2 separate regions of the Homo sapiens genome follow, and region 2 is linked to region 1. A link is a contact called in ENCODE Hi-C or POLR2A ChIA-PET data. All regions are on one chromosome and are shown on one strand. Each heading gives the region's core, a stretch centred on a gene start or an enhancer-like site at or near the end of the contact. The rest is flanking DNA. Distances are from core to core; before and after follow the strand shown.

What was found. Hi-C counts contacts between places; a loop is a spot of excess contacts on that map. ChIA-PET counts read pairs that join two places held with the same protein, here RNA polymerase II (POLR2A). Pooled maps may share reads with other maps.
Region 2: a map of cardiac septum shows a loop between it and region 1 (2.2-fold over the local background). The contact joins two enhancer-like sites. A Hi-C loop is called at or near these places in 3 of 168 maps with a recorded cell type or tissue (B cell, Right ventricle myocardium inferior and cardiac septum) and 6 of 50 pooled maps. POLR2A ChIA-PET finds 5 or more read pairs at or near these places in 4 of 52 experiments (GM12878, H1, OCI-LY7 and 1 more).

Annotation. Positions count from the first base shown.
Region 1 is chr19:29,643,363-29,651,058 of GRCh38, reverse strand. It overlaps LOC105372353 (a long non-coding RNA gene), which reads left to right. Exons shown (of 7, transcript XR_935896.3): 4 at 4,728-4,829; 5 at 5,650-5,797. Among named protein-coding and RNA genes, the nearest start is that of PLEKHF1, 18 kb to the left of the region's middle. Within about 2 kb of position 4,948, at least 5 of the 41 ENCODE cell types and tissues checked have a DNase peak (open chromatin) inside an H3K27ac peak, as active enhancers do.
Region 2 is chr19:29,687,746-29,695,441 of GRCh38, reverse strand. No RefSeq gene overlaps it. Among named protein-coding and RNA genes, the nearest start is that of C19orf12, 24 kb to the left of the region's middle. RefSeq lists enhancers at 374-433, 4,188-4,247, 4,166-4,460, 4,055-4,606, 4,607-5,159 and a silencer at 4,179-4,376. Within about 2 kb of position 4,326, at least 3 of the 41 ENCODE cell types and tissues checked have a DNase peak (open chromatin) inside an H3K27ac peak, as active enhancers do.

The sequences.
Region 1 (7,696 bases), core at 3,699-6,198:
GTTGTTAACCAAAAATAAAATTCAAAGGCCCCCTAACAGTCTAAATGGACCCCTCCTCTCAGCCAAGCCACTCCAAAATTAACCTGAAAAACGGGTTCAGGCCATGATGAGAGGACGTGCCTCATTATACCCTCCTCCCTCTTGGAATTCAGGAAAAGCTGACCAGCATTTATTAGGTTGCTACAAAAGTAATTGTGGTTTTTGTCATTAAAGGTCATGGCAAATTACTTTTGTACCTACTTAACATCAACACAGACCTTAAGTGTGCTAAGAAACATTTACAATCTCTTTTCTCTGAAGCCTGCTACCTGGAGGCTTCCTCTGCGTGATAAAATTTGATCTCTACAACCCCTTTTTGTAACCCAGACATTCCTTTCTATTGATAATAACTCTTTAAACCCATTGCAAATCAGACAATTTAAAAATCTACCTATAAGCTCGAGTCCCCCCACTTTCAGTTGTCCCACTTTTCTGGACTGAACCAATGTATATCTTGCATGATGTTTCCTGTCTCCTAAAAATGTACAAAACTAGGCTGGGCCCTGAACACCCTGGACACATGTTCTCAAGACCTCCTGAGGGCTGTGTCACAGGCCACTGGCCACTCATATTTGGCTCAGAATAAATCTGTTAAAATATTTTACAGAGTCTGATTCTTTTTTTAAACTCCTTTGAGATGGAGTCTTGCTCTGTCACACAGGCCTGCGGTACAGTGGTGTGATCTCAGCTCACTGCAACCTCTGCCTCCCAGGCTCCAGTGATTCTCCTGCCTCAGCCTCCTTAGTAGCTGGGATTACAGGCACACGCCAACACACCCAGCTAATATTTTATATTTTTAGTAGACATGGGGTTTCATCATGTTGGCCAGGCTGGTCTCAAACTCCTGTCCTCAAGTAATCGCCTGCATTGGCCTCCCTAAGTGCTGATAGAGGCGTGAGCCACCGCACCTGGCCAAGTTTGACTCTTTGTTGACAGAGTAGTTACACTACTTTATGTATTTGCCAAAACAAATAGAATTGTACACTAAAGAATTACATTTAATGTAAATTTTAAAATTTTTAAAGCAAAAGCAAATATTAGTAAAATGTATAACGTTGTCATTTGTAATTGAAATTCTCATAGCATATACAGCATTTCCCACATTTGTTCTTTACATGGTTGCTGATTAATTAGGATTTGTGTGTGTGTGTGTGTGTGTGTGCACATATGTTTCAAAAGTTTAATGTGTTAGAATTTTATATTTTATTTTTAGTATTTAAGGTTTTTTTTTTATTTCAATCGTTTTTGGGGAACGGGTGGTGTTTGGCTACATGGATAAGTTCTTTGGTGGTGATTTCTGAGATTTTGGTTCACCTTTCACCCAAGCCATCTACACTGTACCCAATGTGTAGTCTTTTATCCCTCACCCCATCCCACTCTTTCCCATGAGTCCCCAAACTCCACTGAATTATTCTTATGCCTTTGTGCTCTCATAGCTTTGATCCCACTTATGAATGAGAACATAAGATGTTTGCTTTTCCATTCTTGAGTTAGATCACTTTGAATAATAGCTGGGAGCAGTGGCTGACGCCTGTAATCCCAGCACTTTGGAAGGCTGAGGTGGGTGGATCACGAGGTCAAGAGATCGAGGCCAACATGATGAAATCCCGTCTCTGCTAAAAATACAAAAATTAGCTGGGCGTGGTGGCGCACACCTGTAATCCCAGCTACTCGGTAGGCTAAGGCAGGAGAATTGCTTGAGCCCCGGAGGCGGAGGTTGCAGTGAGCCAAGATTGCGCCACTGCACTCCAGCCTGGATACAGAACGAGACTCCGTCTCAAAAAAAAAAGAATAATGGTCTCCAATTCCATCCAGGTTGCTGGGAATGCCATTATTTCGTTCAATGTGTTAGAATTTTAAAAAACTGGCAAGGCCTTGGAGTTGGGGTTTGGTGGCCACCTAGGCACGAATGAAGGTCACACTGGAAATCTTCCAAGTTACCTATTGTTACAAGAGGGGGAAAAAAAAAGCAAGCACAAGGCCCGGCGCGGTGGCTCATGCATGTAATCCCAGCATTTTGGGAGGCCGAGGTGGGCGGATCACGAGGTCAGGAGTTCAACCAGCCTGGCCAACATAGTGAAACCCCGTCTCTACTAAAAATACAAAAATTAATTGGGCATGGTGGTGCGTGCCTGTAGTCCCAGTTACTTGGGAGGCTGAGGCAGGAGAATCGCTTGAACCCAGAAGGCAGAGGTTGCAGTGAGCTGAGATAGTGTCACTGCACTCCAGCCTGGCGACAGAGCGAGACTCCATCTAAAAAAAAAAAAAAGAAAAAAGGAAGCACAATCTGTCATTGCCTGAACCTCTCTCTCTCCTAATATGTTTTTGGGCAAGTTCCTCTAATGCCCTCCTAAGGGATTCTTCAGCTTTCCTGAGATGCTGGGGGTCAGAACTTCCCTTCTCTTTTCTGAAGTCACAAGAGGGAATTTCCTGGCTAAGAAGGCAGAGGAGGAAGCTCAACCTCGGAGCCTCCCTCTCCTAAACCTTCCCAAAGAGGACCCTGAATAAGTAAAAACAAGTAAATCACAAAATCAAAGACAAAAATAAAAAAACATAACCCACCCAAACAATAAAACTCCCAAACCTTTTATATCAAAAGAAATAGAGCGAAACTAGAAAAAATACACAAAACAAGAAACAACCCAGGCATAGAAATTGCCCCACAAAGCAAGGGCAAACTATCTTGCTAAAAATCTTTCAAAAGGGGCAACTAGAATTAAGAGAAACAAGATTCCAGAAATGAGCTTGGTCCTCTTTTCTTTTTTCCTTTTTTAAACTTTTTAAAAAGAGATGGGGTCTTGCTCTGTTGCCCCAGCTGGAGTGCTGTGGTACAGTTGTGGTTGAGTCCTGGGCTCAAGGAATCTTCCTGACTCAAACTCCCGAGTAGCTGGTACTACAGGCACATACCATACCTAGCTAATTTTTAAATTTTTTGTAGAGACGAGGTCTCATTATGTTACCCAGGGTGGTCTCAAACTCCTGGGCTCAAGCGATCCTCCCACCTTGGCCTCCCAAGTAACTGGGACTACACGTGTGTGCCACCATGCCCAGCTAATTTTTTTATTTTTATTTTTATTTCTGTAGAGACAGGATCTCACTATCTTGCCCAGGCTTGTCTCGAACTCCTGGGCTCAAGTGATCCTCCCACCTCGTCATCCAAAAGTGTTGGGGCTGCAGGCATGAGCCACTGCACCTGCCTGAGCCTAGTTCTTAACACGGCCCCCACCTCTCACCTCCAGCCTGGGCAACAGAGCAAGACTTGGTCTCAAAAAATAAATAAATAAAAATAAATAATAAAAAACTTGTTCTAAACAAACAACAGAAAAAACAACAGCAACAAGGAATCCTCAGATGTTCCATCAAATTAAATTGAAAGTTAAAAAAACCAAATGAAACATCGGTCCCCAAAGGCTTGTTGTGAATTCTCTGCCTTCACCTCTCCTTTCTTCTTGTCCCGGAGGCAGGCACTGGGATCTCTTTTAGCTATTTCATTTTAGCCATCTAGGGTTTTTAAAAGCCTGGAGTCTGCCTCAGACAGGACTGAGGGTTTCTGAGCATCTGGAGGCCCAGGGGACTGGGCATGAAGTGAAAGACTGAACAGCAGCTTCTTCAAGGTAGAGATGGGCAGAGCTCCAAGTGGATGAATTAACACCTGGGAACTGTCTAAGGCAGCATACGCACATAGCAACCATGCGTAAGGATCAGTTACTCTTATTACTGTTTCCTGTGTTGTGACCAGGGTGTGATTTTGGAATATCTATATCCTGTTTAAGAAAGTGAATGCCTGCCGGGCGCAGTGGCTCATGCCTGTAATCCCAGCACTTTGGGAGGCCAAGGTGGGCAGATCACCTGAGGTCAGGAGTTCAAGACCAGCCTGGCCAACATAGTGAAACCCCTTCTCTACTAAAAATACAAAAAATTAGCTGGGCGTGGTGGTGGGCGCCTGTAATCCTAGCTACTAGAGAGGCTGAGGCAAGAGAATCAGTTGAACCCAGGAGGTGGAGGTTACAGTGAGCCGAGATTGCGCCACTGCACTCCAGCCTGGGCAACAAGAGCAAAACTCCATCTCAAAAAAGAAAAAAAAAAAAAAAAAGAATCCCAGGCTGGGCACAGTGGCTCACACCTGTAATACCAGCACTTTGGGAGGCTGAGGTGGGTGGATCACCTGAGGTCAGGAGTTCGAGACCAACCTGACCAACATGGTGAAACCCCATCTCTACTAAAAATACAAAAAAAAATTAGCCAGGTGTGGTGGCACTATGCCTGTAATCCCAGCTACTCAGGAGGCTGAGGCAGGAGAATTGCTTGAACCCAGGAGGAAGAGGTTGCAGTGAGCCGAGATCCTACCATTGCACTCCAGACTGGGCAACAAGAGCGAAACTCCGTCTCAAAAAAAAAAAAAAAAGTGAATCCCTTGTTTTCTTTCTCTGGTATTAAGATTGCCCTGATTTCCCTGTCCTATCCCACATCCCCTACATCAGCATCAAGGTCACACAGGACCCCGGCTCTAGTCAGTCTCAATCAGAGGCAGGGTTTCACCTTGTCAAGAGCTCTTTGAATATCTGGAGTTCAAATCTCTTTACTCAATTTACTTATTCCTGAATTAATCCCATAAGGCATAGAACAGATTTTCTCAATGGGCAGCGTCTCATCAAACTCAAATCCAGCATGTATTTATTCTCTTTCAGTTTGAGACATTACTCAGTTCTAAGCTCAGAGAGGAGACTTCTTTTCAAGGTCATTGCATACGGTTGAGCAAGTTGGCCACTGCACAAACATGCCCAGCAGAGGTGAGAGCACTGAAAGGCAGCATTCACTCCACTTGGCAAGCTGCATCTCCTAGGCTGCACGAGCTGGATACACTTCTCACTCTTTTCACACACTTCCGAAGTGCCCATGCTCTTTCGTGTTCCTGCTCTATCTCTTGGCACGATACAATTTCTCTCTGTGGTTTTGGCTCCCTGGCTATCAGGCCCGGGGACAGGAAATTGGGCTCCGTTCCCGTTGTGCACACCCACAGTAGTGGCTCAACACAGTTTTTGGCTGATTTGGGTTGAATTTCTCTTTAGGGGTGAAGGAAATCAAAATATTTCACCCCAAAATACACTTCTTTGACATATTCTGAGATGACTGTTCAGAGGGCCTGTGAACAGAAGTGGCAAAGCTGTCTTTTATGTGGGAGATTTGCATCTATAGAAAAAACATCTGCACTAATGCAGCCAGGTTTTCTCTGAGTCTCTTCCCTGTCCAGATCTAGGAAAGAATCTGACGCCTTTAAAAGTCTTTAGGAAACACCATCTATTCTGAGGACTGCTACCTGGGAGGCTTCATCTGCATAACAAGCCCACCTATGCTAGCCAGGACTTCTCTTCTTCCCCTCCAATCCCTCCTTGCCGCTATAACCTGATTTGCCGCTATAACCTGATTTGCTGCCATAAGCCATTTTTGGACGTGCTCTGAGTGCCCCCTCTGCCTGTTTTTTCTGTAACCCCAACATGGCATATAAGCTTCTGTACAGCACGGTGGGTAGGATAATCACTCTGTGGTTCTCCTCCGCGTGCATGTTAATACATGTGCATGCCTTTTCTCTAATTAATCTGCCTTGTTCAGTTGATTTTCCAGCAAACCTTCAGAGGGAGAAGGAGAAATTGTCCCTCGGCCCCTACAGTTTTGGCACTGTGAGCAGGAGACTGACACCATTCTGCTCTCCTGGGAGCTGCAGTGAAGGAAACCCAGGACCTGACAAACTGGCAGAAGGGTAAGAATTTCTTACCAGCCGGGCTCCCAGCCTCTCTCTGTAAAATCCAGTCAAGCAAATAGTAAAAATGACTGTCGTTTTTCTCTCTGCAAAATTTTGATTGATGGGAGAAAAGGATTTGTGTGGCTAGTCTTGGGTGTGGCAACTCTGGTGTACTTTTTGGTAGGAATATTACTATTGTTTGATCTTTTTTCCTCCCAGAAATAGTCCTTTCCTTTGTTTTTGTCTTTTTTTGTTGCTCTGTCATAACAAGGGGTCCCATAGTGTTACCGGAAAGCGGTCCCGATCCAGACCCCAAGAGAGGGTTCTTGGATCTCGCGCAAGAAAGAATTCAAGATGAATCCATAGAGTAAAGTGAAAGTAATTAAGAAAGTAAAGGAATAAGGCCGGGCGTGGTGGCTCATGCCTGTAATCCCAGCACTTTGGGAGGCGGGTGGATTACTTGAGGCCAGGAGTTCAAGATCACCTTGGCCAACATGGTGACCCCATCTCTACTAAAAATACAAAAATTAGCCGGGCATGGTGGCAGGTGCCTGTAATCCTAGCTACTCAGGAGGCTGAGGCAGGAGAATCGCTCAAACCTGGGAGGTGGAGGTTGCAGTGAGCTGAGAGCACGCCAGTGCACTCCATCCTGGGTGACAAGAACGAAACTCTGTCTCAAAAAAAAAAAAAAAGAAAGAAAGGAAAAGAAAGTAAAGGAATAAAGAATTGTTACTCCGTAGGCAGGGCAGTACGGAGGGCTGCTGGTTGCCTATTTTTATGTTATTTCTTGATTATATGCTAAACAAGGGGTGGGTTATTCATGAGTTTTCTAGGAAAGGCCTGGGTAATTCCCGGAGCTGAGGGCACCTTCCCTTTTTAGACCATATAGGGTAACTTCCTGACGTTGCCATGGCATCTGTAAACCATCATGGTGCTGGTGGGAGTGTCTTTTAGCATGCTAATGCATTATACCTAGCGTATAATGAGCAGTGAGGAAGACCAGAGGCCACCTTCATTGCCATCTTGGTTTTGTGGGATTTGGCCGGCTTCTTTACTGCATGCTGGTGTTTTGTTTTGTTTTGTTTTTGAGACGGAGTCTTGCTCTGCGGCCCAGGCTGGAATGCAATGGCTCGATCTCGGCTCACTGCAACTTCTGCCTCCCGGGTTCAAGCGATCCTCCTACCTCTGCCTCCCGAGTAGCTGGGATTACAGGTGGCTGCCACTACGCCCGGCTGAATTTTGTATTTTATAGTAGAGACGGGGTTTTACCATGTTGATCAGGCTGGTCTCGAACTCCTGACCTCAGGTGATCCGCCTGCCTTGGCCTCCCAAAGTGCTGGGATTATAGGTGTGAGCCACTGCGCCCGGCCTGCATGCTGTTTTATCAGCAAGTACTTTGTGACCTGTATCTTTTGCCGACCTCCTGTCTCATCCTGTGATTATGAATGCCTTAACCTCCTGGGAATGCAGCCCAGTAGGTCTCAGCCTTATTTTACCTAGAGAGCCTATTCAAGATGGAGTCACTCTGGTTCAAATGTCGCTCTGCCAATGTGGGGGACACAATGCAGAACGCTCTCAAGCTGGTTGTTCCAGCCAGCCCTGCAGACTGGTCAGTTTGTTTTTCTGGTTGGGCTGGAATATAAACTTCACTGTTGGTCCCCAAAATAAAAACCAGATGAGGTTCCTTCTCATCTTGTTTTATGTTCTTGAGAGCTTGACTTATGACCAAGTGGGAACACTCTCTTGTCTCTGCCTCTGGGGACTGATATTAATAGGTCATGTCAGGTGGCCAGTCTGAAAATGGCTGGAAGTCCGAGACATGTTAAGATTTTAAGCAGCACATATCTTGTTCTGAATGTGTCAAGCTCTCAGGAAAGTTTATCTTAAGAGATCCCATCCTGGCTGGGCACGGTGGCT
Region 2 (7,696 bases), core at 3,077-5,576, 45 kb before region 1:
AGTGTCAGGTGTCTAGGTGTCTGGGTGTCAGGCGTCTCAGTGTCTGGGTGTCAGGTGTCTCGGTGTCCGGGTGTCCAGGTGTCCGGGTGTCAGGTGTCTGGGTGTCAGGTGTCCGGGTGTCTGGATGTCTGGGTGTCAGGTGTCTGGGTGTCAGGTGTCTCAGTATCTGGGTGTCAGGTGTCTGGGTGTCCGGGTATCTGGGTATCAGGTGTCTGGGTGATCGGGTGTCCAGGTGTCCGGGTGTCAGGTAGTCTGGGTGTCCGGGTGTCAGGTGTCCAGGTGTCTGGGTGTCAGGTGTCTGTGTGTTAGGTGTCTGGGTGTTCGGTGTCTGGGTGGCGGAGTGGCAGGATTTCTGGGCAGCAGGGCTGGCCCTTCCAGTGGGGCCTGGCCCAGGGAGAGCTGCGGGCTGCCGGTGGGCGAGGCAGCACTAAGGAAGACGCCTGGGTACAGGGACCCAGTCATCATTGGAATAAACCATCTGCTCTGGGCCAGCTATTAACCTGCTTCAGTGTTGCCGTTCCCAGGCAGATGGTACGTTTTAGCTGGATGACTGCTTTGTGTCTCTGGGCTGAGATGTCTGGCTGGAGGGATGCAGGCCTGGCTGTTGTGTGCAGAGCCAGGAGGCCACAGGGCTGGGGACACAGCCTGGCACCTGTGGTGGGAGGCGCCCTCTGGTGGGCCAGCCAGGCAAGGCCTTCCTCCTCCTCTCCCCAGGTCCCGGCCAGGCCAGGCCAGGCCCAGACAGTGGCTCTCAGAGGATGCTGTTTTGTAACTTCCCCAGGGGGAGGGTGCGGAGGCTGCCCTGAGGTTTTCATAAGCTGTGGACAGGACACCAGCCGCATCTCCTGCAACCTTTTTTGCATGTAAAACAGAATGTCTCTCAATCCCAACAACGAACATATGGGAATTAAGAAATGCAGGACTCATCTAAGCCATGCAGAAGAGGGCATTGCCTGATGTGCCTTCAGTTGGCTGGAGGAGAGAAATGGCTTTATTGGCTGGAGGAGAGAAATGGCTTTATTAGCTGGAGGAGGCCTCTAGGACCATGATGACAGCCACAGGTCAGCAGGCCAAGCTCGGGCCTGGCCAGCCGTGTCGCAGCCTTGGCGTCAGCTGTGGGTGCCCCCAAGTCCTGGCATAGGAGGGAGCTGAGAGGTGTTTTTCTAAGCCATGGATGTGGTGGCTGTTTATTTTATTTTTCTGGGTTTTAAGAGAAGGACTTTACTCATTCTTGTTAGCAAGTAAGCAAATGCAAATATAATATCCAGGAGATATCTGTTATATACCATGTTAATTAGTAAAAATAAATACAAATGATCAAACCCACAGCTGGCAGGGCTGAGGGAAAACGGTATACACATACGTCCACACACGCACGTGCATACACACACACACACGTACATGCAGAAGGCGATACATAGCAATGCAGTCTTTTGGGAGAGTGATTTGATGAAAAGGAAAATCACAGGAACTATAAAATCATATATACCTCCCAGCCAACCAATTTCACTTCAGGGAAAACATTCCAATAAAATAATTCAAGTGGAAAACAATAAAGATATTCATAGCACTGCTGTTTATAATAGCAGGAAAAAAAAAAGGGAAAGAATTCCAATTCTGACCAAAAAGGAAATAGTTAGACTATGTATGTGAACAAGAGGCTGGAATCCTAATAGTCAAGTGTAACAAACAGAGAACAGGGCTGGGCACGTGACATTCTGTGGATGTATCCCCCCACCATGCCACACACACACGTTTATTTACCTTACCACAAATTCATGCTTCAGTGCTTGGAGGAAATAAGAAAGAGGGCTTGCAGGCTGGGCGCAGTGGCTCACATCTGTAATGCCAGCACTTTGGTAGGCTGAAGCGGGCAGATCACCTGAGGTCAGGAGTTCGAGACCAGCCTGGCCAACATGGCGAAACCCCATCTCTACTAAAAATACAAAAATTAGCTGGGCGTGGTGGTGGGCACCTGTAATCCCAGCTACTTGGGAGGCTGAGGCAGGAGAATTGCTTGAACCCAGGAGGCAGAGGTTGCAGTGAACCGAGGTCACACCACTTCACTCCACCCTGGGCGACAGAGCAAGACTCCATCTCAAAAAAAAAGAAAAAAGAGGGATTGCAGATGGTGCTGTGATCCTAGTGGTTCTCCCACCCGATGAAGGCATGGCTCAGAGGGAACAGACAGGCAGGCATGGGCGTCTCATGCCTGAGTTCTAGTGTTTAAAATGTGAGTTATTTATGTATCCCTAAACCAAACAAGAGCCAGCCTGATCAGATTTTTGGACAGCCAGCCAGGTCCTCATCTCCCTGGGGCTGCCTCTGGGGACCGTTAAAGGCCATCACTCAGGAAGAGTGCTCACAGCCCACCTTGGATCTTGCCGTCCTTAGAGAAGTGGTCCCACCACAACATTCAGTTCCAAAGCACCATCCCAGATCCTGAGACCCATGAGAGCTTGATCTGATGTGCTTGTTCCCACTGACCAAGGCAGGAGGGCCGGCTGTGCTGGGGGCTGTTTTGGGTTCTTCTATGTCAGCGCTATCCAACATGAATAGAATACAAGCCAAACGTGAGTTTTACCATGGGCAGGTGTATACAAACCTACCCCAACATCTGAGGAAGCTGAGAGGCCAAAGAAAGAGGCTGGCATATCTAGTTCCTTAGAAAGAATCATTCAGTAGGGACTTACGGACAGAAGCCATGTCTGTGTCTTGGCAGTGGCAAGACAAGATGGTGGACCCCGCGCCATCACCCCCAAGACCCAGGACTTGTATACCAGAGGGGAGGGTGGTTCAGAAGGGATGTGTAGACAGTTGAAGTAGGATAACATCAAGGTTGTTTGACCTAAGGATTTATGGTAAGTACCTGCAATCATACAAGAAATGATAGAGAAATTGGGATCTTAGAGGCCTTCCTGGAATGGGGGTTCATCAGAAGCCAACTTGGCAGATTAGTATCCAAGATGGAGCTTCTTTGGCCTCCAAAGTGAGTCACGTGTAACTTGAGATTTTCTCATAACCCACACTTTTAAAAAGTAGGAACAAACAGAAGAAATTAATTTAATAATATGTTTTTTAACCTGATATCCAACCTATTATCATTTCAACATGTAATCAATATAAAAGATTATTGAGATGATTTCCATTTTTTTCATATTAAGCCTTCGAAACGTGTTGTCTATTTTACACTTGCTAGCACATCTCAATTCTGACTAGTCACATGTGGCCAGTGGCTAGCATATTGGGAATCACAACTCTATAAAATACACAATAGAAAGTATAAAAATGAAAGATTTCTTTTTTCTTTTCCACTCAGGTTGCCGGTGATACAGACACTCCTTTCAGAGCCAGGAACCACTCTTTTTTTCTGTCTCTCCTCTGTTCTGAAATTTAGCATCTGGGCTTGTTTGATATCCTTGTTAGAGGTCAAGAGCAGGTTGGGAGGTGCTGTAGACTGAATTGTGTCCCCCTTAAAATTCCTGTGTTGAAGCCCTAACCCCCAGAGTGATGGTGTTTGGAGATGGGACCTTAGGAAGGTGATATGGTTTGGCTCTGTGTCCCCATCCAAATTTCATCTTGTAGCTCCTATAATTCCCACGTGTTGTGGGAGGGACCTGGTGGGAAATAATTGAATCATGGGCGGGGGGATCATCCCTGTGCTGTTTTTGTGATAGTGAATAAGTCTCACGAGATCAGATTTTTTTTTTTTTTTTGACGGAGTTTCACTCTTGTTGCCCAGGCTGGAGTGCAATGGTCTGATCTTGACTCACTGCTACCTCTGCCTCCTGGGTTCAAGTGATTCTCCTGCCTCAGCCTCCCGAGTAGCTGTGATTACAGGTGCCTACCACCACGCCCAGCTAATTTTTCTTTTTTGTATTTTTAGGAGAGATGGGATTTCACCATGTTGGCCAGGCTGGTCTCAAACTCCTGGCCTCAGGTAATCCGCCCGTCTCGGCCTCTAAAAGTGGTTGGATTACAGGCATGAGCCACCGTGCCCAGCCAATCTGATGGTTTTAAAAATGGGAATTTCCCTGCACAGGGTCTCTTTATTTGCCTGCTGCCATCCACATAAAATGTGACTTGCTCCTCTTTGTCTTGCCCCATGATTGTGAGGCCTCCCTAGCCATGTGGAACTGCAAGTGCATTAAACCTCTTTCTTTTGTAAATTACCCAGTCTCAGGTATGTCTTTATTAGCAGTGTGAAAGCGGACTTGATGCAGGAGGTAAGGGGGTTTAGATATGGCCATGAGGGTGGGGCCTTCATCCTGGGATTAGTGTCCTCATAAGAAGAGACACCAGAGGGCTCTGTTGCTCTTTCTCCTCCATGTGATGACTCAGCAAGAAGGTGGCCGTCTGTAAGCCAGGAAGAGAGCCCTCCCCAGAACCCAACCATGCTGGCTCCCAGATCTTGGACTTCTAGCCTCCTGAACTGTGAGAAAATAAATTTAAGCTGCCCAATCAATGACATTTTGTCATGGCAGCCCAAGCTGACAGGTTGGGAGTTGGGAGAGTTGAGGGCTTACTGGTGGCTTCCCTAATCTGTGCTCTCTAACCAGACCTAAGGCAGGGGCATTTCCCCCTCCCTTGAGATGTCAAATAGACCTGGTGTGTGGGTGAGACCACCTACCTGAGTGACTCCAAGCATCGCCAGTGAGAGGGTCACTTACTGCAGCCACTGGGCACCAGCCTTGTCCTGCCCCAGGAACAGGCAGCCCTGCTGTGGAGGCCTTGGATGATGGCATCCCCAAGTTCCTATCCCCTCTCCCTCCAACTGCCTCATCAGATATGGCTGAAGAAAAACACCTGACCACATTGACTGCTCTCACTTTTTTTTTTTTTTGAGATGGAGTCTCGTCTGTCACCCAGGCTGGATTTCAGTGGAGTGATCTCAGCTCACTGCAACCTCCACCTCCCAGGTTCAAGCGATTCTCCTGCCTTAGCCTCCCAAGTATCTGGGATTACAGGCATCTGCCACCACGCCCAGCTAATTTTTTAATTTTTATTTTTGTATTTTTAGTAGAGATGGGGTTTCACCATGTTGGCCAGGCTGGTCTTGAACTCCTGACCTCATGTGATCCCCCCGCCTCGGGCCTCCCAAAGTCCTGAGATTACAGGCATGAGCCACTGTGCCTGGCCTTTTTTTTTTTTTTTAAACAGAGTCTCGCTCTGTTGCCCAGGCTGGAGTGCAGTGGCAAGATCTCGGCTCATTGCAACCTCTGCCTCCTGAGTTCAAGCGGTTCTCCTGCCTCAGCTTCCCTACTAGCTGGGATTACAGGTGCCCGCCACCACGCCCAACTAATTTTTGTATTTTTGGTAGAGACAGGGTTTCACCACGTTTGCCAGGCTGGTCTTGAACTCCTCATCTCAGATGATCTACCCACCTCGGCCTCCCAAAGTGCTGAGATTACATGTGTGAGCCACCATGCCTGGGCTTCTCTCACCTTCAATTCTTCATCACTAAGCTCAGAGGGGGCTGCCATGTTGCTGGCAATTATCCCAGGAAAATACGGGATAATTGCCAGCAACATGGCAGCCCCCTCTGAGTTCATTTCCTCTCCCTCTAACCTCTTCTCTCTTGGGCTCCCAACCCTTCCTCTCCTGTTCTTTCTCTCCAGTGGTGACCTTGCTTCCCATTTCCCTAGGAAAAATGAAGCCTCCAGAAGAGAATGCCCACCATCTCCACCTGCACTCAGGCAACCATCTTTCTTCCTGTTACTGTGAACTGACCTTGCTTTAAGGCCACCTCCTCCACTGGACACCAGGTCCACCCCCTCTCCCATCAGGGGATGCCACTCTAGTCATTCTCCTCTTCCTCTCTGTGTCACTGATTCCCCCTCTCCACAGCCTCCACAGGTTCATTAGCATGAACACGCACATTTGTTCTCCAATATTAAAAACAACCAAAATGTCAATGAGTATTAGGACAATTTTGTTGGGGAATAATTGTCTTTTCAACCAGTAGTGCTAGGACTACTGCATGACTACATGCAAAATAATGAAGTCTACTGCCTACCTTATACCATGTAAAAAAATTATGTCAAAGCCAGGTGCAGTGGCTCACACCTGTAATCCCAGCATTTTGGGACCCAAAGTTGGGAGGATCACTTGAGGCCAAGAGTACAAGACCAGCCTGGGCAACATAGTGAGACCCTGACTCTACAAAAAATAGAAAAATTAGCCAGGTGTGGTGGCATGCACCTGTAGTCCCAGCTACTTGGGTGGCTGAGGTGACAGGATTGCTTGAATCCAGCAATCCTCCTTTTTTTCCTGTTAGAAAAAAAAAATTAAGTCTAAACAGACATAAATGTAACAACTAAAACTATAAAACCCTTAGATGAAAACATAGGAATAACTCTTTATGACCTTGGATTAGGCAGTGGTTTCTTAGATATGACATAAACACACAAGTGGCAAATGAAAAAATAGGTTAATGGGATTTCATCAAAAATTTAAAACTTACGTGCATTGGGCACTATCAAGAAAGTGAAAAAAACAAACCATGGAATGAGAGAAAATAACTGCAAATCATGTATCTGATAAGGGACTAGTATCTAGAATGTATAAAGAATGCTCGCAACTAAGCAATAAAAAGACAAACGTGGCTGGGCTTGGTGGCTCATGTCTATAATACCAGTATTTTGGGTGGCAGAAGCAGGAAGATTGCTTCTGCCAGCCCAGGAGTTCAAGACCAGACTGGGCAACATAATGAGACTCCATCGCTACAAAAAAAGAGGCAAATGTCCTAATTTAAAAGTGGACACTAAGCGCATGAGAAGAGGCTCAACACCATCAGCCGTCAAAACCACAATATACCACTTTTTCCCTACTAGGATGGTTAAAATAAAGAGAATAACAAGTATTGATGAGGTTGGGAAGAAATCAGAACCTTTGTACATTGCTGGTGGGAATGTAAAATGATGTAGCCGTTTTGGAAAACAGTTTGACAGCTTCTCAAAACGTTAAACAGAGTGACTGCATGACTCAGCAATTCCACCCCTAGGCATATACCCAAGAGAGTGGAAAACATATGTCCAGACAAAAACACACACACACCAGTGTTCACAAGCAACATTACTCACAATAGCCAAAAAGCATTACAACTAAATGTCCATCATCTGGTGAATAATAACAAAATGTGTAGAACATAGGATGGGCTATTACTCAGCCATAAAAAGGAATTGCATACTGATCCGCGCTAAACATGGATGAATCTTGAATATTATACTAAGGCCAGGCACGGGGCTTACGCCTGTGATCCCAGCACTTTGGGAGACCGAGGCGGGTGAATCACTTGAGGTCAGGAGTTCGAGACCAGCCTGGGCAACATGGTGAAACTCTGTCTCTGCTAAAAATACAAAAATTAGCTGGGCGTGGTGACGCATGCCTGTAATCCCAGCTCCTCGGGAGGCTGAGGCAGAAGAATCACTTGAACCCAGGAGGTAGAGGTTGCTGTCAGCCGAGATCGTGCCACTGTACTGCAGCCTGGGTAACACAGTGAGACTCCATCAAAAAAAAAAAAAAAAATTATACCGAGTGAAAGAAACTAGTCACAAAAGACCATGTATTGTATAATTCCATTTACATGAAATGTGCAGAAAAGGCAAATCCACAGAGGTGGAAAGTAGGTTCGCCGTTGCCAGGGGCTGGGAGGTGGGAGGAACGGGTAGTGACTCGTCATGGGTGTAGGGTTTCT